2 separate regions of the Homo sapiens genome follow, and region 2 is linked to region 1. Evidence: read pairs that join two places in POLR2A ChIA-PET (ENCODE). Cell type or tissue: OCI-LY7. All regions are shown on one strand. Links, peaks and the distances in the headings refer to the core of each region. The heading gives the core; the rest is flanking DNA. Region 1 has its middle 30 kb from the start of STRBP. Region 2 overlaps STRBP (spermatid perinuclear RNA binding protein).

Evidence for each region. Peaks named below come from ENCODE experiments on the same cell type or tissue, not always from the same donor. Only the 100,000 strongest peaks of a DNase experiment are listed, where the experiment ranks them.
Region 2: POLR2A ChIA-PET joins it to region 1 with 11 read pairs; 2 of 35 experiments call an interaction of 5 or more read pairs at or near these places.

Annotation. Positions count from the first base shown.
Region 1 is chr9:123,291,511-123,304,703 of GRCh38, reverse strand. No RefSeq gene overlaps it. Among named protein-coding and RNA genes, the nearest start is that of STRBP, 30 kb to the right of the region's middle. In OCI-LY7, for the core only: no CTCF peak of the experiment used is centred there; no DNase peak of the experiment used is centred there.
Region 2 is chr9:123,171,238-123,179,237 of GRCh38, reverse strand. STRBP (spermatid perinuclear RNA binding protein) reads left to right here. Exons shown (of 19, transcript NM_018387.5): 4 at 11-231; 5 at 5,396-5,561. Among named protein-coding and RNA genes, the nearest start is that of MIR600HG, 60 kb to the right of the region's middle. RefSeq lists enhancers at 2,953-3,012, 3,733-4,444. In OCI-LY7, for the core only: a CTCF peak has its summit at 7,832; DNase peaks (open chromatin) are centred at 3,257, 4,167 and 4,917; H3K4me3 peaks cover 4,210 bases; H3K27ac peaks cover 8,000 bases.

The DNA of each region.
Region 1 (13,193 bases), core at 2,210-10,209:
ACTCCAGCCTGACAACAGAATGAGACCCCGTCTCAAAAAAAATAATAATGATGATAAAATAAAATTTAAAAAGAGAGAGGAAGGGTGCTGGTGGGAGTCCATGGGAGAGAGGCCCTAACTCTTCTGGGGTGGTCAGGCGAAGCCTCCCAGAGGGAGAACGTTTAGCTGGGCCTCGAAGGAGGTGTAGGAGCTCACTGCTAGTGGAGAAGAGACCTGGAAGAGGGCAGTTCAGGGATGGAATAGCACAGCAAAGGCACAGAGGCTGGGAGAGTGGGGGCCTGTCTGATCCCCTCCCACTCATCTGGAGCCTGCCTATGGGGTCCTGCTGCAAGCATCTGTGACTCTCACACCACAGGTGTCCTTCAGCCTGAGCCAGGAGCAGGCCACAGGTGTAAACACCCCAGGAACTGCCCTGAGCCAGGTGAGTGGGAGACGGGAGGTAAATACTTCAGCATCCTTTACTTTCCAGGTGGGACAACTAGAAGTTGTGCTTTCTCCCATTTCCTAGAGGACCTCAGCAGGATGGAGCCGGAGGTGCTCAGAAAGGTGGCTACCCTCAAACGTACTCTGTGTTAGCGTCCACCTCCCAGATATGCCGTTTAGACCCCACCCTTTCCCCAGGGTCTGTTTCCTGGCAAACCTGTGAACCCGGCCTAACACGTCAAGCTCTATAAGCGTGAACTAGGCAGGTCAGTTGCCCAGAATCCTTCTGTGTTCCATCCTTCTGGCTACTGGATTCGTTTTTCTGGTAGTTACTGAGCATGCGTCCATGGCCAGCCCCAGATTAGACATTGAGGGAGATTCAAAGAAGTGGAGAAAATAGTCCCACAAGGGGCTATTGGAGGAGATGAGACATATCTGGGAAAAAGAGAAAATACGGAAAAAGCAAGAAAGGCGGAGTTCACTTGGGGAAGAATAAGAAGGTTGGTGCATGAGATCCTAGGGGATTGCCACAGAGAGAAGTGGGGAAGGGAAGCTGAAAGGACAAAGGGAGGGTCTCGCTCTGTCACCCTGGCTGGAGTGCAATGGCATGATCTCGGCCCACTGCAACCTCTGCCTCCCGGGTTCAAGTGATTCTCGTGCCTCAGCCTCCTGAGTAGCTGGGATTATAGGTGTGCGCCACCACGCCAGGCTAATTTTTGTATTTTTAGTAGAGATGGGGTTTCACCATATTGGCCAGGCTGGTCTCAAACTCCTGGACTCAAGTAATTCTCCTGCCTTGGCCTCCCAAAGTGCTGGGATTACAGGCATGAGCCACCGCACCTGGCCTGCGACTTCATTTGGACCCTGAGGCCTGGAGTGCCTCGTCTGAATGCTTCTCAGTGGGGAGCCGTGGAAGGGTTTTGGGACAGGAACAATCTGTGTGTTGAAAGGACACTTTGGGTTCAAATGGAGGATGACAGGACAGGGAGAGGCCCAAGTCAGGGAGGCCCAGGAGCAGACTGTTGGAGGAGTCTTGGCCAGGCCAGCTGTGACTCCAGCTCAGCCAGCCCAGGTTCCTCCAAGACCTCCCCCTCAGACTCTGGAGGGCCATCTTCTCATAAGTGCTCGGGACGCTTCCTGCCTTCCCACCCTTCCTTTCAGACCTGCTTCCTGCTTGGCCTCCAAGCCTATTCTTCCTCTTACCTTCTCCCATTATCTCTGACTTCAGAATGTTTGCTTTGGCTCCCACTGTCTCCCCTCTGCTCTCTCCTGCGGTTAGTGTTGGATACTCAGCAAAATCTCTCCTTCCTACAAGCCAGCGCAGACCCATCGGGGCAGGGATTGTCTTCTTTCTACTTTAAGTAAACGGAATTGGAGCAACCTTGGCCTTGGAAGACAGACTTTGTCTTCTAACGACTTTCCTTCAAAACCACAAATGCATTTTGTCTCGACTTGAGGTGGTTCTTGCCTCTCATCTCAGCAACCTCAGGGTGAGCGTGAAGCAGCCTCTGGCAGCCTGAAGATTTCACAGCGGATGCTGTGCTTTTGTGAAAAGTCGATTTCTCTGCAAACCAGCCGAGAGGGCAAAGATAGTGCAGTGCTCCTTCCATTCAACAGACGTCTATGAGCCAGGCCTTGAGCTGTGTTGTGGGGAGTCGCTGAATAAGGTGTCTGCTCTCCAGGCCCGCATGGGCTGATAGGGAAGATGAACAAGGAGACTGTCCACAGGAAAAGCTTGTACAAAGTACCCTGTGGTCTCAGTGGAGGTGCAATGCCGTCCACACTGACCTTGCATTTGCATGTGGCACCAGAGCTGTGCCACCTTGGGGAAGCTATTGAACCGCTCCCTGCCTCAGTTTCCTCACCTATGAAATAAGCATAATGAGGGTTCTTCTCTTCTAGGTTTGATGTGGGGATTACACAAGGCACATGGGAAGTGCTTAGCATGGAATCTGGAGAAGGAAATGCTCGCTATTCTCTCTTTTAAAAACATTCTCCCAGCACTTTGGAGGCGGAGGCGGGCAGATCGCTTGAGGTCAGGAGTTCAAGATCAGCCTGGCCAACATGGTGAAACCCTGTCTCTACTAAAATACAAAAATTAGCCGGGCGTGTTGGTGGGTGCCTGTAGTCCCAGCTACGCAGGAAACTAAGGCAGGAGAATCGCTTGAACCCGGGAGGCGGAAGTTGCAGTGAGCTGAGATCGCACCACTGCACGACAGCCCGGGTGACAGAGCAAGACTTTGTCTCAAAAACAAAAACAAACCATTCTCCTATCATTTAAATTCTTCCTTAAAGTGTACAATTCAGTGGTTTTTATTCTATTCATAAGGTTGTGCACCCATCATCACTATTTCCAGATCATTTTCAATACCCCAAAAGAAACCTTGTACCCATTAGCTGTCCCTTCCCCCAATTTCCCCTGCTCCTACTTTCTGTCTCTGTGGATTGGCCTATTCTGGCCAATCATAAAAATGGAATCATACAGTATGTGACCTTTCGTGCCTAGCTTCTGTTTTCAAGATTCTTCCATGTCATAACACTCATCAGTACTTCATTCTTTTTTATGGCTGAATAATATTCTATTATGTGGAAATACTGCATTTTGGTATCCGTTCATTGGTTGGTGGCTTTGGGTTATTTCCACTTTTTGACTACTGTGGATAACGCTGCTATGAACAGTCGTGTAAAAGTTTTTGTGTGAACATGTGTTTTCATTTCTGTTGGGTGTATACCTAGGAGTGCATCCGCTGGGCCATACAGGGATGCTATGTTTAACTTTTAGATGAACTGCCAGACTGTTTTCCAAAGTCACATACCTGCTTTTTTTTTTTTTTTTTTTTTTTTTTTTTTTTTTTTTTTTTGACAGGGTCTCACTCTGTTACCCAGGCTGGAGTGTGCAGTGGCACAATCACAGCTTACTGCAGCCTCAACTTCTTGGGTTCAAGCAATCCTCCAGCCTCAGTCTCCAGAGTGGCTGGGACTATAGGCGCACACCAACATGCCTGGCTAATTTTTGGTATTTTCTGTAGAGACAGGGTTTTGCCATGTTGTTCCAGCTGGTCTTGAACTTCTGAGTTCAAGAGATTCACCTGCCTTGGCCTCCCAAAGTGCTAGGATCGCAGCTACCGTGGCAGCTGACACCAGCTACTCTTGACTCTACTTCTCACAACACTTACCCACACACCAGTGCTCCACAGCCCCAACAGGAGCTGTTACAATGCCAAGACAGAAAGTGATGTACCTGAAGTCCCAGGCAAGTCAGTGGTAGACCAGGACTTGAGCCGAGAACTTTGGGGCCCAGATTCACCTTGCTGCCTTAGGCACCTGGATCTTTTTATTACACTCCAGATAGAGGAGATGTGGTATGAGCCATTGCCCCTGAGCATAGCAGCCCAGTGTCCAGCAGGTGAACAGAGAACACCCTGGCCTATCTGAGCCTCCCAGACACCAGAGGCCCTGAGTCCCCCTCCTCCACCTCTGTCAGCACACACAACCCCACATGGTCCCTGAGCCCCGGGACAAAGGACAATGGCAGATATGATCGAGAAATGGCTATGCTGTCCCAGATGGGTGGGTAGTGTTTCCGGGGTGGAGGGGAGCCCTGGGAAGCTGCCTTCCCAGCCTGCACTTCTCCTGCCAGGATTAGAGCCCAGCCTTGGATCCCTGCCTCCCTGGTGGAGGACCTAGCCCCATTCCTCACCCACACCAGACTCTCACCTTCTGTGACCTTCCTATTCACCCAGTTCCTTACCCAGACCAGCATCTTCTCACTGCAAGCTCTCAGGTCCCTCTGACGCTGTGTTAAAATGACCCTGAACTGAGATTTAACCTTGCTGAAACCCAGTTTTCTCATCTTTCCTGCCTATCCCACAGGGTGGTTATAAGAGCAGCACAGGGTAGGGATTAGGGGCATGAGGCTGGCAGTCAGACAAGGGTTGGTTTGAAACGAGGCACCACCACTTCCTTACTAGCTCTGTGACCTTGGACAACTCACTTTACTCCTCTGAGCCTCTCTTTCATACTCTGGGAAATGCAGATGCATATAAAGAGTACAGTAGCTGGCACAGAAAAAGGACTCAATGATAGCTACGGTTGTTATTTTTACAGAGTAAAGGAGATAGGCATGTAAAGTGCCAAGCATATAGCAGGTGCTTAGCACACAAGAACTATGGTTTTTATCATCCCCTGTCTTTGTGTGGGTGAGTGGCGCAGGGTTTGAGGGCCTGGGGGAGATGGCTTTGATTATTATCTGGAGCATCAATGCAACCGGAAGGTGAACTCCAAAGCACATGTAGACCAGTGGCCGGGGCAAGGGGAGCCACAGGGTGCGGGAAGCATTGAGACCGAGCCAAGGCTTCTGTAAGCTGAGCATGAAGAACAGAGTGACACCAGTTGAGTGGGAAAGTCTCCAGCGAATGCCAGAGGCAGGGGCTTCTGAAGGCCGCTGGGCTTTTAGGCACTCCAATACCTGCTTTGTAAGCAGCCAGATCTATTTAAAGAAACAGGGACTGAGCAGCCGCTTTGGGGATGCCTTAAGCTTCCTGGGCTGATAAGCCATATCCCAGCAGGCTTTGGCAGTAAGTGTCACACTACCGTGCAAGCAGACAGAAAGCTGAATGTAAGCTAGGAAGCCCAGCAGCCAGCAGAGATCATGGCAGACTTCCTGGAGGAGCTGGCTTTATAGAATGCCGGGGTAGCTATGGATAGGTCATTGATCTAGGAGGAAAGGAGGCACATAGGCAAGACTACAAAACTTGCTTCGGGGGAGGAATAAGAAGATGCATCTTCTTGAAAACAAATCAATACAATTTTTGTCTTATTCAAAGCGATGCATTTTCATTGTAAGAAATTTAGCCGGAGGGAGTCGTGAAAATACAGCTAAGAAAAGGAGAAAATGAAAAAAAAATCTCCTGTATTCTCAGTCGCTAGGGGTAATTAGTATGAACATTTTGGTGTGTTTTTCTTCCATTTTTAAAAAAAGCATATTACATATGTTTTTGTTTTTGTTTTTTGTTTTTGAGACAGGATCTCTCTGTCATCCAGGCTAGAGTGCAGTGGTGTGATCTTGGCTCACTGCAACCCCTGCCTCCTGGGTTCAAGCAATTCTCCTGCCTCAGCCTCCCAAGTAGGTGGGACTACAGGCACGTGTCACCACGCCCGGCTAATTTTTGTGTTTTTAGTAGAGACGGGGTTTCGCCATGTTGGCCAGGCTGGTCTTGAACTCCCAACCTCAAGTGATCTGCCTGCCTTGGCCTCCCAAAGTGCTGGGATTGCAGGTGTGAGCCACTGCAACCCGGCCTAAATATGTTAAAAAACAAAAACAAAAATGGACTCATGTAATATGGACTGTTTGTGACCTACTTTTTTTTTTTTTCCCCAGAGACAGAGTTTTACTCTGTCACCCAGGCCAGAGTGCAGTGCCGTAATAATAGCTCACTGCAGCCTCGAATGCCTAGGCTCAAGTGATCCTCCTGCCTCGGCCTCCCAAAGTACTGGGATTATAGGCATGTGCCACTGCACTAGGCCTGTTTGTGACCTACTTTTAAAAATGTATCATGAATTGTGTTCCCTGCCATTAAATATGCCTTTTCACTGCTACTTAATGACTTTATAGTATTCTCTTGTATGAATGGAACATAATTTATTTAAGTAATTTTCTATTCTTGGATACTTCAGTGGTTTCCAATTTTTTAGTATCGTAAGCATCTTCTTAAATGAATATCCTTGTAGCTGAAACTCTGTGCACATCCTTAATTATGTCCTTGGGATAAATTTCCAGAAAAGGAATTGCTAGGATAAAGGATATGCAGATTTTAAAGAATGTTGATATGTTATTGTCAAATTGCTCCCTAGAAGGCTTGTATGGATTTATTCTCTCACTAGCAGAATAGAGGGTGCTATTTTCTTAGCATTTGTACTACCATTGGCTATGGTCTTTTCTCATCGTGAATTTGATGCATTGAAGACCAGAATTCATGAATTCAAGTTTCCTGATGTGTAAAATGGAAATGATAATAATGATATGTACCATGGGTCTGTTGTGACAATCAAACCACATAATAGATAGGATATGCTTAAAAAGAAAACACGATTCGGAAGCCATGTGAGTCAGAATTGAAAAGATAGTTGGGAACCAGCTTTATAAAGTGCTTTATTTTCTCTTTAACTTCAAAATTAATAAATGCTTGTAAAAATTGAAACAATACATATTTGTGAGAATAAACAATGAAAGTATTCCTTTGATTCTTCCATAATGTGCTCCCTAGAAGTTAGATGTGTATCCTACTAGATCTTTCTTAATAGCTTGGCAAACTCTGTGTGTATGTGTATGTGTGTGTGTGTGTTCATGTACAAAGTTTTGTTGTTATTTTGCAAAATGGAATCCTGTATCTGCTGTCACTTTCATCTCAGAGCATACAAATCTACCTTATTCTTTATAACATTTCCGTGGATTCTGTAGTTGGATAAAGCTTAGATTGCTTATTCTTTTTTTCTTTTTCTTTTTCTTTTCTTTTCTTTTTTTTTTTTTTTTTTTTTTTTTTTGAGACGGAGTCTTGCTCTGTCATCCCGGCTGGAGTGCAGTGGCGCGATCTCGGCTCACTGCCAGCTCCGCCTCCCAGGTCCACGCCATTCTCCTGCCTCAGCCTCCCGAGTAGCTGGGACTACAGGCGCCCGCCGCCACGCCTGGCAAATTTTTTTGTATTTTTAGTAGAGACAGGGCTTCACCGTGTTAGCCAGGATGGTCTTGATCTCCTGACCTCGTGATCCACCCGCCTCAGCCTCCCAAAGTGCTGGGATTACAGGCATGAACCACCGCACCCGGCCTTAGATTGCTTATTCTTACCCCAAGCAATGAAATAACAACACATCATCACACCCATTTCCTTTCATATTTGAGCTGTTATTTCTGTAGCTTGGATTCCTAGCAGTAGAATGCTAGGTCAAAGTGGGTACACATTGTCATACTATCACATTGCTCTTCAAAGAGATTGCACTAATTTATTCTCCCAGCATCAGGGAAACAAGAGTGTGTGGCGGACTGGGAACTGCAGACTCAGGGGAATTAGGGCAACCCTTCAGTAGCTTGGCCTGGGTCAAAAACAGCTCCTATCTCCCCTTTACTCTTCTATCCCTAAAATTTCTGAAAGAAACCTGAAATGAAACCCAGACCTGTCTCCAGCATAAGCTTCTTGCTGTCCTCCGCCGTGAAGCAAACCACAAAGGAATCTTTTTCTTGTTAATTAACTGGGGTTTTATTAAACACCTTAGCAGCTAGCCAACTGCTCTGACCCAGCCATTCCTGGGAGACATTTTGATGAGGAATTTTGTGTTTTAATTTATATGTCTTCAATGACAGCTTTTGTGCCAGAGTGTGAGCTTTATAATCAAATATTAAATTATCTGAGAGACACAGTTCTCCAACAACAAACATTTCCAAGGCCCTTACTCTCTGCCAGGCGCTAGTCTATGCACCGGGGAGGTAAATGTGTGTGCTAAGTTCCTGCCCTTAAGGACTCAAAGTGTAGTGGAGGAGCTGGGAACACGCACAAATAATGACGAGATGTGAACATTGTGTTATGAGACACAGGGACAGGACCAAAGTGCTCTCTCTTCGGGGAAGCGGGGAAGCAGGAAAGCAGACATTGAGCTAAATCTCAAAGGCTCAGAAAGCCTTTGCCAGGTGAAAAAGAGAGAAGGTATTTCAGGCAAGGGGAACAGTGTGAACAAAGGCCTTACATCTGAAATAAAAACAGCAAGTAGGAGTAATGTGGGTAACACATTAGTCATGGCATCAGGAAGGGGAGGTCTGGGGCATCTATAGGAGATGAGGCTGGAAAGGAATGTTGAGGTAAAACCATGAAGGCTTCAAATGTCAGGACAAGGAGCTTGAACTCTATCCTGTAGGTAATAGTGAGCCACTGAAGGTTGTAGGCAGAGGGGGTGAAACAATCAGGTCTGTGTTTTGGAAAGACCACTCTGATGATATGTGGAGAGTGACTTATAAGAGGGTAAGGCTGAAGGCTGAAAAGAATGGTAGGTTTTTAGTGAAAGCTATTAACATTACTAAAATTATTTTAAAATTCTAATTAACAAACATGGTTTAAAAACATTTTGCCCAACTCTGTAACAAGTGGTGGAGGAAAAAGCCAAGCATAGAAAACCCACTTTCTCCACTCCCCGCTGCGGCCTGTTAGATTGGAAACAGAAGACACATGGTCAGGCTCATTGTAAGCAAAGAAACAAACATGAAAATGACAATGAGGTGCCAAATTTCACCTAACATTTTAATACCCAGTTTGGCAAGAGTGCCGCAAAACAGACACTTTTCCACTTGGTGGTGACTGTGTACGCTGGAATAGGGTTTGACGATATATATCAAAAGCCTCAAAACAAAAACCTCTTCATGACTTTTTATATAGAAACATTTCCTCCAGGAATTTATCCTGAGGATAATAGTAAAAGATGAAAAAACTTGAGGATAAAGATGTTTATTACTCTGTTATTTATGAAAGCAAAACTTGGAAGAAACCTATGTGTCCAAGTTAGGACGATTATCAAGTAAATTAAGATATAAATACATTTGTGCATATATAAAAATCATGTTTTAAAAACAATACCTAATAACATAGGAAAATAACTGTTCTATAATTCAAAAGCAGTCTATAAAGCTACAAAGGGCATAATATTATTTGGTATATGTGGTAAGTATGTGATTTCTGTTTCTAAATCTCTCTTTCTAAAAAAAATCTACAATATGGCTGAGTATCTGACTAAGTTTTGTTTTATTTCTTATATTGTTATTTTCTAAATTTTCTGCAATTAACATGTAGTGTTAAAAAGCTAAACAAAGCAATGAGATTATATTTTAAATTTAAAAAAGCAAAGGAAATCCATGAATGTAGAAATGATACAAATGGGTATTAAACATAAAAAAGTACAACCTTGTTAATTATTACAATGTAAATTAAATCAGATTGTGATGATATGTTTTAGTCCGTGAACTTTAGAATAATAAAACCTGCTAATACGCAATATGTACTAGCAACAATATGGTAAGAGAAACATTTGTATACTGCAAATGTGAGTACAATTCTGTTAAGACTTTCTGAAGAGCATTTTGGCAATATATATCAAAATGCTTTAAAATGTGTAATTTCTCAATGAAGTTTATTTTAAAGATATATAATTCTATTCTTCAGATATTTTAAGGAAAATACTAAAGAATTGTGTACAGGTATATGAGCAAGAAAGCCTATCACTGCATTTTCTTAACACACTGGAAAAAAGTTGTTTGATATTATGGAATTACATTTATGGATGTGTAAACATGTGTTTAATATATTACTAAATTTTAAAATACAGATAACAACTTGCATTTGGTAATCCCTTTAAAATTTATTCATTTTTTATATATACCAAATGCAGGTACATATATAAATATATGTGAATAGAGTCAGAGAGAGAGAGAATAATTAGCTATACAAAACAGATTTCCAAGATACATCTAAGTGCTAATATTGGTCATATCTGATTAGATGGGATTATTGCTATTTTAAAATACCTCCAAAATAATCATCTCAAAACCAATTTAAGGCCAGACAAGGTGATTCACACCTGTAATCTCAGCACTTTGGGAGGCTGAGGTGGGAAGATTGCTTGAGCCCAGGAGTTTGAGACCAGCCTGGGCAACATAGGGAGCCCCTATTGCTACAAAAAAATTTTAAAGTTAGCCGGGCGTAGTGGTGCCCATCTGTGGTCCCAGCTACTCGGGAGGCTAAGGTGGGGAGGATCTCTTGAGCCCTGGAAGTTGAGGCTGCAGTGAGCTGTGATCATGCCACTGCACCTCAGCCTACATGACAGAGTGAGACCCTGTCTCAAAAAAAAAAAAAAAAAAAAGGCAATAAAAAAATTTAAATAGAGGTATTTTTTTTTTTTTTTTTTTTTAGACAGAATCTCACTCTGTCACCCAGGCTGGAGTGCAGTGGAGCGATCTCGGCTCACTGCAGTCTCCGCCTCCTGGGTTCAAGCAATTCTCCTGCCTCAGAAGGGGACCAGTCTGTAGGGAATCTGGAGATGGCATCTGAACAAGTTTAGGGAAGGAGTCAAAAGTTGGAAGTCAAGCTTGAATCTGGGTGTCTCATCTTTTGGAGAGGCCAGGTACCCTGACTCAGTTTCCCCAGTCTGAAAATTGAAAGAAAAAAACTACCTTATTATTGTTGAGGATTAAATAAGTTAATACGTGTAAAGGGCTTCAAACAGTGCTTGACCTATCAGAGGTGCTACGTGTTCATAATTGAGCCTTATTTGGCTGTGACTAGTATGGTGATCAATTGGTTGGGGGACTCTGGCATAAACCTTTGGTTAATTTGGGTTCAGGTTGATAGTGGATGCCTTGGGTTATCCCCTCCCCCTAATAGACCCACCTTATCCTCTGTACCCTTTCTTTTTTTTTTTTTCTTTTTTTTAATTATTATTATACTTTAAGTTTTAGGGTACATGTGCACAATGTGCAGGTTAGTTACATATGTATACATGTGCCATGCTGCTGTGCTGCACCCATTAACTCGTCATTTAGCATTAGGTATATCTCCTAATGCTATCCCTCCCCCCTCCCCCCACCCCACAACAGTCCCCAGAGTGTGATGGTCCCCTTCCTGTGTCCATGTGTTCTCATTGTTCAATTCCCACCTATGAGTGAGAACATGCGGTGTTTGGTTTTTTGTCCTTGCGATAGTTTACTGAGAATGATGATTTCCAATTTCATCCATGTCCCTACAAAGGACATGAACTCATCATTTTTTATGGCTGCATAGTATTCCATGGTGTATATGTGCCACATTTTCTTAATCCAGTCTATCATTGTTGGACATTTGGGTTGGTTCCAAGTCTTTGCTATTGTGAATAGTGCCGCAATAAACATATGTGTGCATGTGTCTTTATAGCAGCATGATTTATAGTCCTTTGGGTATATACCCAGTAATGGGATGTCTGGGTCAAATGGTATTTCTAGTTCTAGATCCCTGAGGAATCGCCACACTGACTTCCACATTGGTTGAACTAGTTTCCTCTGTACCCTTTCATCCAGCTATTGCTATTGGACACCCTCCACCTCTTAACCTTTCCTGAAATGCATGGAATCCCTGTCAATTTCTCTACATTCTTTTGCAAAGCTGTCTTTCTAAAGCCTCCTCTCTCTCAACGACAGAGAGGCACAAATGTTGCACCTTATGCTTCTATTTTGAGTTGGGGATTTGAAAAGGGAGTGTGCACACATGTGGACAAGCATTTATGCATGCCTGTGTGGACTAGTGGTTGTGAACATGTGTGTGTGTATATGTGCTTGCATGAACACACAAGATTGTGCATTTACACATGTTCATGAGCACATGAGCTTCTGAACAATTGCCTGAACACGTAGATAAATTTGTGTTCAGAGTGCATACACACACTTGTGAGCATGCATATGTGTGTTTGTGTGTGTTGTGGTGGGGTTTATTTTCATGTGCATTTAGGTTCATGTGTATGTTTGTCCCTGTGTACTTTTGTGTATCTGTGTGCATATGATGTGAGCTTGTCTTTCCTCACACCCCAGGAGGCACCAAAGCAAGTGCAAACTACAAGGAACAAAGGAATAATCTGCATAATTTAGGCTTTGATCTCTGCCACCCCTGAATCCTCCCTTGCTCTCACTCCAGCTGCCAAGCTATTTCCTAGCCTAGTGGACTCCATCTTTGAGCTTTGTCTTCCAGAAGCCTCCACCTCTCCTTGCCACCCCACAAGGGGAACAGGGCTATAAAAGGGTAATGAGCATTTATTGAGCACCCACATTGCATCAGGTACCTGAACCAGATACTTTCCATACACTCTCACATCTTCGCAGCAATCCTGCGAAGTATAACAATTGTCCTCACTTGACCTTTGAGGAAGCTGGTGATCAGGGGGATTAGCTATTTGCCTGAGTGATGGAGTCAGAATTTGAACTGGAAGTCTCTGCTCTCTCCATTCCACCAGTGTCTTCCTGGAGTAAGCCCAGCTGCTAGGTACTGAAAGTTGAAGCTGCAGCTGGAGCTCCTGGGAGATGTGGGAGTTCTGTCCTGGGAGATGCAGACAGTCTGATGTGGAGGGAAAGGGGATGTGAGCAGGGAATCAGTAGAGACCCCAGAGGGTTGTACTCGCTCGATGTTCATAAGAAGAATAGGGTAGAGAAATCCCAGGTGTTTTGTGTTGTCCACAAATGGAATGGGCAGAACAAGGGATGAACCAGGAGCAGAAACAGCAGAGATGAAAAAGCGTCATCATTGGCACCTCTGTCTTCAGGACCATGGACAGATCATATCAACGGCCAAGCCTCAGTTTTCTCATCTGTAAAATGTGCAGGGAGGTAGTGTTTTTTTACAAGCTTATTGTTAAAAGTAGTATTTGTGGATTTCTTATGGTGCTGACTCATGTAGGCTTATGATAACTCTATAAGATAGTTAATATTGTTGTCCCCACATGAGGACAGTGAGACTCAGAGTGGTTACATTCCTTGCCCAAGTGGCAGAGCAGGACACAAACCTGGAGGCTGTCTAACTCCAAAGCCCCCCGAGCCTTCCCTGTTTTAAGGTTTAGAGTGTGTAAAATACTAGGCACATAGCAGACATCCAACAAATAATAGCTAATAATAATAATAAGGTAATAAAAATGAAAACGTTTTAATTTTAATTAAATTGTTTTACTGAGGGTTATGGTAGCATTAATTCTTCAGGTGTCAAAATTGCTGGTAAATC
Region 2 (8,000 bases), core at 1-8,000, 120 kb after region 1:
CTTCTAACAGAGATCTATTCGATCTTTTGCTAATGATGATCGCCATGTTATGGTGAAACATTCAACAATCTATCCATCTCCGGAGGAACTTGAAGCTGTTCAGAATATGGTATCTACTGTTGAATGTGCTCTTAAACATGTCTCAGATTGGTTGGATGAAACAAATAAAGGCACAAAAACAGAGGGTGAGACAGAAGTGAAGAAAGATGAGGCCGGAGAAAACTATTCCAAGTGAGTGTGGACTGACCTCTGGGACGCTGTGCTAGAGTGCACAGCAAAGCTCTAAGGTCTGCTGGATTGAGTGTGTGTTATGCTGTTTTTTGGATTTTGTCTTATGCATATGTGAGACTATAACCAAGGAAGTAAATGTTACATGGAGATTTTCTGAGTTAAATTTGAAAGGAAAGCAAGTAAAGAATAAAGATTAGAGCCAGAGAAAGAAAATGGACCTGCTTAGGATCCCTTTTGAGAGAACACCAAGTCCTTTAAAATCATTATGTTTCAAAGTTATGATCTTTTTCCTGTGTTGATTCAGCCTCCTAAATTTTCAAATAAATAGTAGTGTTTTTGATCTCTGGGGAGATCATAAAATACCATTTTTGTAAGGCATTTAAAAATCCTTGTGTAGAAGAAAGAGTGTAGGAAAATGTATTTTAAAGGTATTTTTGACTGTATCTACCTCACTGATTCCCAGGAATTTAGCAGTGTCTTGCATATCATAACTGCTCTTTGTATATTTGTGGATTGGATAAAGATCTAATGGGACCCACACCCCTCAACAATTATAGTAGCATATTCTAAGTGTGACAATAATAGATTAGTGAAACTGAAATGGTACCTGGAGTTAGGTCATTAATCTTTTTATGCCAGGCTAAGCTTAAAGTTACTGTTTTGAGCAGTTGTCACAATGATTGGAATAAGTGTCTAACTTTGAAAGATGGAGCTCATTTGACTATACTCTATGAATAAAAACATTGCTTTGGCTATAATTTGTAAGTGAAAGAGGTTACAGAATTTTTGCAGCTTTTAACTTTAAATCAGTGTGATAAGTAAATAATAATAGGAAAGTATTGATAAATGGATTTTCTTCACTGAAAGATAGTATAACTTTTTTTATCTTCAGATCAAAGATAATCAGTGTGTCAGTTTTATTGCTGAAGAGCACAATTTTTTTAAACTATTTACAGGCAGTTTATACATTGTGTCTGGTCATGGTCTTGTCACTGAAGGTTCTTGGAAATGTGTAATTTTTCTCATATATGATGTCTGTACAAATGTTACTGTTAGATTTGGAATTCATGTTCATTAGTAATGTTATCTAATTATTTAGTTCTATATGTATCTCAGCTCCTGTGCAAGTTAAATAGTCACGTATTCCAGATTTAAGTTGCACTTTGCTACATGTTTATGTCATGTTAAAAATTTTTTTATTGTGGTAAAATATATAACATAAGATTTGCTATTTTTACTAATTGTAAGTATACATTTCAGTGAAGTTTATGTCTTTTTAATACATTTTCTAATTTTGTTTCTTCTCAAGCCTGGCATATTTTGGAAAGCACTCCTATAGACTTGCTTAACTGGATGAGGTCTGTGATTTAAAGACTTGTACAGGATAATATGCTCCATACTTTTATTTGAAGTTTTATTTTTATTTTTATTTTTTTAGAGATAGGGTGCTCTGTTGCCCAGGCTGGAGCGTAGTAGTGTGATCATAGCTTATTGTAGCCTTGAACTCCTGGGCTCAAGTGATCCTCCTACATCAGCCTCTTGAATAGCTAGGACTATAAGTGTGTGCCATCATGCCTGGCTAATTTAAAAAAAAAGAATTTCGTTTGGAGAGACAGAGTCTTGCTGCATTGCCGAATTTGGTCTCGAATTCCTGACCTCAAGCTATCCTGCCTTGGCCTCCCAAAGTGCTGGGATTACAGACATGAGCCACCATGCCAGGCCTGGATTTTATACTTCTGTGTGTGGATGCTCTTGGTTGTCTATGTACAGTCTTTCCGTTTTGTGGAACAGTCCCTGGGTGAGCCCTTGCCTATGATCCTTCCCATGTGGTGGAACTCAAGGAGTGCAGAATGAGATTCTATTCTTATATCAGAGGCTGGCATGTATTCCAAGGACAGAGTTGTGTTCTGGTAATAAACATATATTGTGCACCTGGTGAGTGTTAACCACTCTGAAGGACACAGAGATGGGTGGGGGGTAGCTTGTATTTATTAAGCAATTAAGCATTTTCCATTGCCAGGCACGGTTAGGCAGCTTTTACCTATGCTGTCTTAATTTAACTTAATGCTTTACCTTTTTCAAAATGGATTCAAAAGTCAAATAACTTATACAAGGTCCTACAATATGTATTATTAGGAATATTAGAATTCTGTTTTTAATTTTAAATTCACATATAGTAAATTCAAATACATTGGGTTGCTTGCTTTACAATAACTGCTATGTTCCAATTTTTAAATTGAAATTCAGAACTGTTTGAATTAGGAATTGATTTTTTGCTCAATCATGCTGTCTTCTACCTGTGGGCTGATAAGACCAAGTATATCATAATTATGGTTTAGAATTTAATAACTGAGCTAATAACAGCTACTGTTTATTGAGTGCCAACTATTGTACCACATACTTTTCCTACTATCTTGCAGCAAATCTACCAGTCTCTAATATTATTATCTTCCTTTCTCCACTCCTGTTTTACTTGTGAAATTTCCTGTGCTCCAAACTTGCTTATAAAAAAAAGAGTGACTCAGAATCATTAACAAACTTTAACTTGCTTAAGGCTACTTAGTAAATATGTGTGGTTGAACCAGGACTCATATTGAAGTTTCTCTGACTCCAGATCCAGTTTTCTTAGCATCTATTCTTCAGTTTCCTGTGAATAACATGTGAAAGTACAGAGCAGGGAGAGACGATGATGTGCTGGTTCTGGAAATCTGCAAAAGCTCCATGAAGGAGGTAGCACTTGGAATAGGCTCAGAGGATGGATAGGGGTAGGGTTTTGGCATGTGGTGAAAGTGAAAGAAAAAAATAAATCTCAGCACCGATCTAGGTATGAGAAAGTATAGAACTGTTTAAGGAATAATAACTGTTGTTTATTGAGCTGTTAATATCTGTTGGGCTCTGGCCAAAGTTTGTTAACATATATTCTCACTACCACTCTGTGAGAAAGGTATTATTCCTGTTTTACAAATGAGGAAGCAGGCTCAAAAGAAGTCAAGTTATTTGAAATTTGTCCAATGTCACACAGTAAGTAGCAGAGCCAGGATTTGAACCAGGAAGCGATGTCATTTTCTAAATTGCTTTCCAATATGGTAAGTGTCCAAGTGTTCAGTGGGACACCAATGAATTAGTAGGTAGAGTGTTATCCAATCAGCGCCTTTGGAAGATTATTCTGGTTGCTGTATACAGTACTTTGGAGATGACAGAGGTCAGAAAGGCCAGTAAGGAGGAGGTTATTGAGGTGGTCTACGTGAGAGGTAATAAAAGCCTGAAGAAACTGGTTTGCAAGTTTGATGGTGATTATAGAGGGATAATTTATAAACCATTACAATATTAGACTTGGAAGAATGAGAGGACAAGGATACAGAGGAAGAAGAAATCAAAGATGACTGATTCTCTATTGTTAATATCAGACAATTGCCTACACTTGGTCACCTGCTTTAAAATGCTTTTTATTTCTATATTTATACCACCTTTAACATTTTTCATTGATTTAATGTTTATTGAATCTCTATAAGTGTGCCAGGCACTGAACCCATGGCTGGATTATTTATCTTCCTTTCTAGTTTCCACTGCCACAATTTGTTTCTCTTCCTTCTCCCTTTCCATTTTATTCTCAACTCTGCTGATTCTTGCCCAACTCTGCTGATTCTTTGCTTATAGCTAGAATGACTGTTTCCCATCTAGGTAGATCAAGATTCTGCTGAAGTCAGACTTTCAGTTTGCCTTGCTTGACATCTCTAATTTTGACCTCTCCCTTTTCTGAACTTGGGAAGCAATCATATAATGTAAGGGACCTGAATGTTGTGGTCAAAACAACTTAGGTTTGAATTTAGGCTTTGCCATTTTACTTTCTTGGTGAACTTGAACAATTAACTTTTCTGAGGCTCACATTTCTTGTCTTGCAAATGGAGGCTTGTGGTGAGATTTAAATGAGAATATGTGACACCTGTTTGTGCTCAGATGTTACTTTCTCTTCCCCTTTTAAATAGGGCACTTAAACTGTTACTGCTTTTGTTGCTTAACTACAGAGTAAGCCTCAGGAGCAGGAGAGACTGTAACTCCTGTAAATATGTTTGCCATACCCAAACACTTGCTTATTTGTTGAAAGACGGTTAAACTTAGTTACTATTTTCATTTGTGATTAAGGGAAATGAACCAATAAGAAACTTTTAGAATTAAAATCAAGGATAGATGAGCACCTTTCTTATGCACCATTTATGACTTGATTTCTTTGAGTGTTTGCTCTTTTAGCTACTCCTGGATTTGGAATGCATATGCTGGCAGTTTATCTTTCCTTCCTTAGCTCTATACTTTTATCACATTTTTCTGCTTTCCCCATAAGCTGATATAGAAAGGGAGGCACTTTAGAATGATATAGTTGGGAGGAACTTTAGCTCATCTAGCCAATAGTCATTTTACTGTTGTGGATACTGAGTCAGCAGGCACTACGAGTAGAATCCAGGTCTTTTAGATTTCTGTGCTGATGTTCTTTCCCAATATACAGTGGTATTCATGTTCCTCACAAATTGCCTAATTACTACTAACACAGAAGGAAGTTTATTTTTATTTTTTGAGACAGGGTCTCATTCTGTCACCCACGCTGGAGTGCAGTGGTGCAAACATGGTTCAGTGCAGCCTCAACCTCCTGGGCTCAAACAATCCTCTCTCCATTGCTTCTTGAATAGCTGGCACTACAGGTGCATGCCACTACACCTGGCTAATTGTTTTACATTTTTTGTGGCAACAGGGTGTTACTGTGTTGCCCAGGTTGGTCTTGAACTACTGGGCTCAAATGATCCTCCTGCCTTGACCTCCCAAAGTGTTGGGATTACAGGCATGAGCCACTGCACCTGGCCAGAAGGAAATTTAAAAGAACAATTTGAAAAAATATTTAAGAGAATACAGTATTTTTGAGTTTTCTTAAGCAATATAAATGTAGTAAAGAATTACAAGATCTGTAGTATGAAATACGTTCCCCATTGACTCCTTGAGGGAAGATAGATACTTTATAAGCCTCAAATCTGAGGCTTAATTTTGTGGATACTTGGATGTCTGGATTTACATACTCCCTTATCAGTTTGTAAGAGTATTCAGGAAGCCAAGTGATGATTAAGTTATAGTTTGGGAAATAGGTTGTGAAAGTAATCATGCAGACTTTTATTTTTAGGGATCAAGGTGGTCGGACATTGTGTGGTGTAATGAGGATTGGCCTGGTTGCAAAAGGCTTGCTGATTAAAGATGATATGGACTTGGAGCTGGTTTTAATGTGCAAAGACAAACCCACAGAGACCCTGTTAAATACAGTCAAAGATAATCTTCCTATTCAGATTCAGGTGAGTACAGTTTAACTGCACCTCTAGGCGAATTTGTAAAAAGGTGAAATAGGTAGTGACTTTGAAAAAATTATTAACCAGAATTGCTAATAGCTAATAGGATAGACACAGACAAAATGAGTACTGCTACTCTGGGTCAATGACTAATTCATCACAGTTAAAGCAAACTTCTGGTGATTTGTACTCAGGATATATTTACCAAATTAAGATGGCCATTAAGGTACCATCTTAAACTTTTCCGTTGTATCTTGCTGAGAATCTTCATTTTTTCCAGGCTAGGTCTCACCATTATAAAGTTCTTGGAAGGGTTGGTATACTGCAGAAAAGAATTGGAAGATTGAAAACAGCCTAGATACTTTCTAGCGACTAAGAGACTTTCTTATCAACGAGAGACTTTCATAGATAGTAATTTTTAAAACTGAAGACTCAGTTAATTTGCCACCTCTTTGTTCTGTTAATGGAAATTACTGTTTATTTCTTGTCTCCAAACCTTTTTTACACTGGGATGCATTTAGAAAAATATGATGCTGGCATGTTCCCTGGAGGATGCTGCTGAAGGCTGAAGGCTCCTCAGGGATGAAGGTAACCATTCTGGGGTTCTGGTCATTCTAGGACCTGCCCTGCCAGCCTACCCCAAGGACTCATTGCATCACTGATTGGGAGTCTGTGATCATCTTCAGTTTCAGATGCATATTGTCTGTGGTCCAATTAAATTACAGCTTTTGATAATTTTATATTAGTTTGTCTTCATATCAATGCCACAGAAATAGATGTTGGCCTCTAAGTCCAAACTTGTGAATTGTTGAATGCTCCCCACCACCACTCACTTTTTAAAATTTAGTTTCTTTTATTTGTATATCTTTTAAAAGGGGTCTTTTTTTCAAGATGTATGAATTCTAAGTTTGTTTTTCTTAGCTTTGTTACTAGATCATTTTCTTTCATATTCACTAGCTGACCCTCAAAACCATCTCTGATTTTTTAGTACCATTCTTGACACTCAGATTTATTTTACTGATTGGCACATTCTCCTGTATTAATTTTGGGGGCACTATGTTATCATTTTGTCTTAATATATGGTTTTTAAAGTGACAGAACATACTTGGCTTTTCCACTTTCAATTTTGATGGAGAAATGTTTTCTGGTCTTTTATAGGGTTGAATCTATTTACCTTTCCCTCCCTTTTAAAAAAATCCTTTTGTGATCATTTGGAGGAAGGAGAGTGGAACATAGCTTTATGTATTAAACATGCAATAAAGCTTTACAAAGTGGAAAGCTAATTAATGGGCTTTCTGGCTAACTATACTTGTAGTTTATTAGAATATTAATAAAGTTCCCGTTTCAATTTTTATTTTGTTTTAGCATTTAATCTGTATTTCTGCTGTTAGTATAGTAAACATCGTTACTCTTACATGTAGAATTATCAGAATCAGACATACTAGTGGCTTTTTCACCCACCTCACCCCCTTTCTGTTCCTTTCATGAATCTTGTTTCTTATGAGAATGATCATATTCCTCATCCTCAGATGTTGCAGCATTGAAAAAGGGTTGAGAACCAGTGCAACAGTAAATCGGAGTTTTTATTCAGAAAATCTATCACATCTCTCCTGTTTTGAAGACAGAGAAGATTGGGCCAAGCTTTAGTTGGCATTGTTAGAGCTTTCTCTGTGCAGATCACAACTTTGTAAACTCCACATTGTTTCTCTCTTGAGTGAGGGTCTTTATTTATGAGCATCGCAGTTTAAAAAGGTTCTTGTCTAGTTAGCAAGTATTCAAGGGGGTTACCCTGGAGGGTGTACAGGGTATACAAACCATCTCAAATTTTAGGAGACTGAAGCTTTTTAGGCTAAAGAAACTAAAAAAGATATAAATACCTTTAGGTCTTCGAAATGCTGTCTGGCAGAAGGTAAAAGAGGTGTGAACTCTTAAGACTAATGGTGGAAATTAGGAGAAGTATCTTTCAATTTAACATAGCTAATAGATTTCTCCAACAATAAATCTATGTTTGGGTAAAGATACATTTTCTTGTAAAATGGGGATGATGATTGTACACTAATCTCAGATTAAAATGTATACATGTACACACATGCCCACATATATACACATGTGTGCAAGTGTATTGTTACTAATAATATTCATGAAATTAAGTGTGACTTTTACAATTAAACCTTTCTCCCCGAGCACCCTCCGCCCCTCCTGCCCTGCCCAGTTTTCATGGTGTTTGTGTGGAAAACCAGTCTCTGATACGATATTATTTCCTTATGGACCAAAAATCTTTTTCCCGAGCACTTAACATAGCAAAACTTTCAGTTATCTAAGTACGTTAGTTAGCTGAGGTTTTACCTTACCTTTTCTCTTCATACTCTTTCCTAGGATGCTTTTAGAACTTCTTTGAGCAAAGGAGGAGGAGGATGACCAAAACCAGAAATCACTTAAAATTAC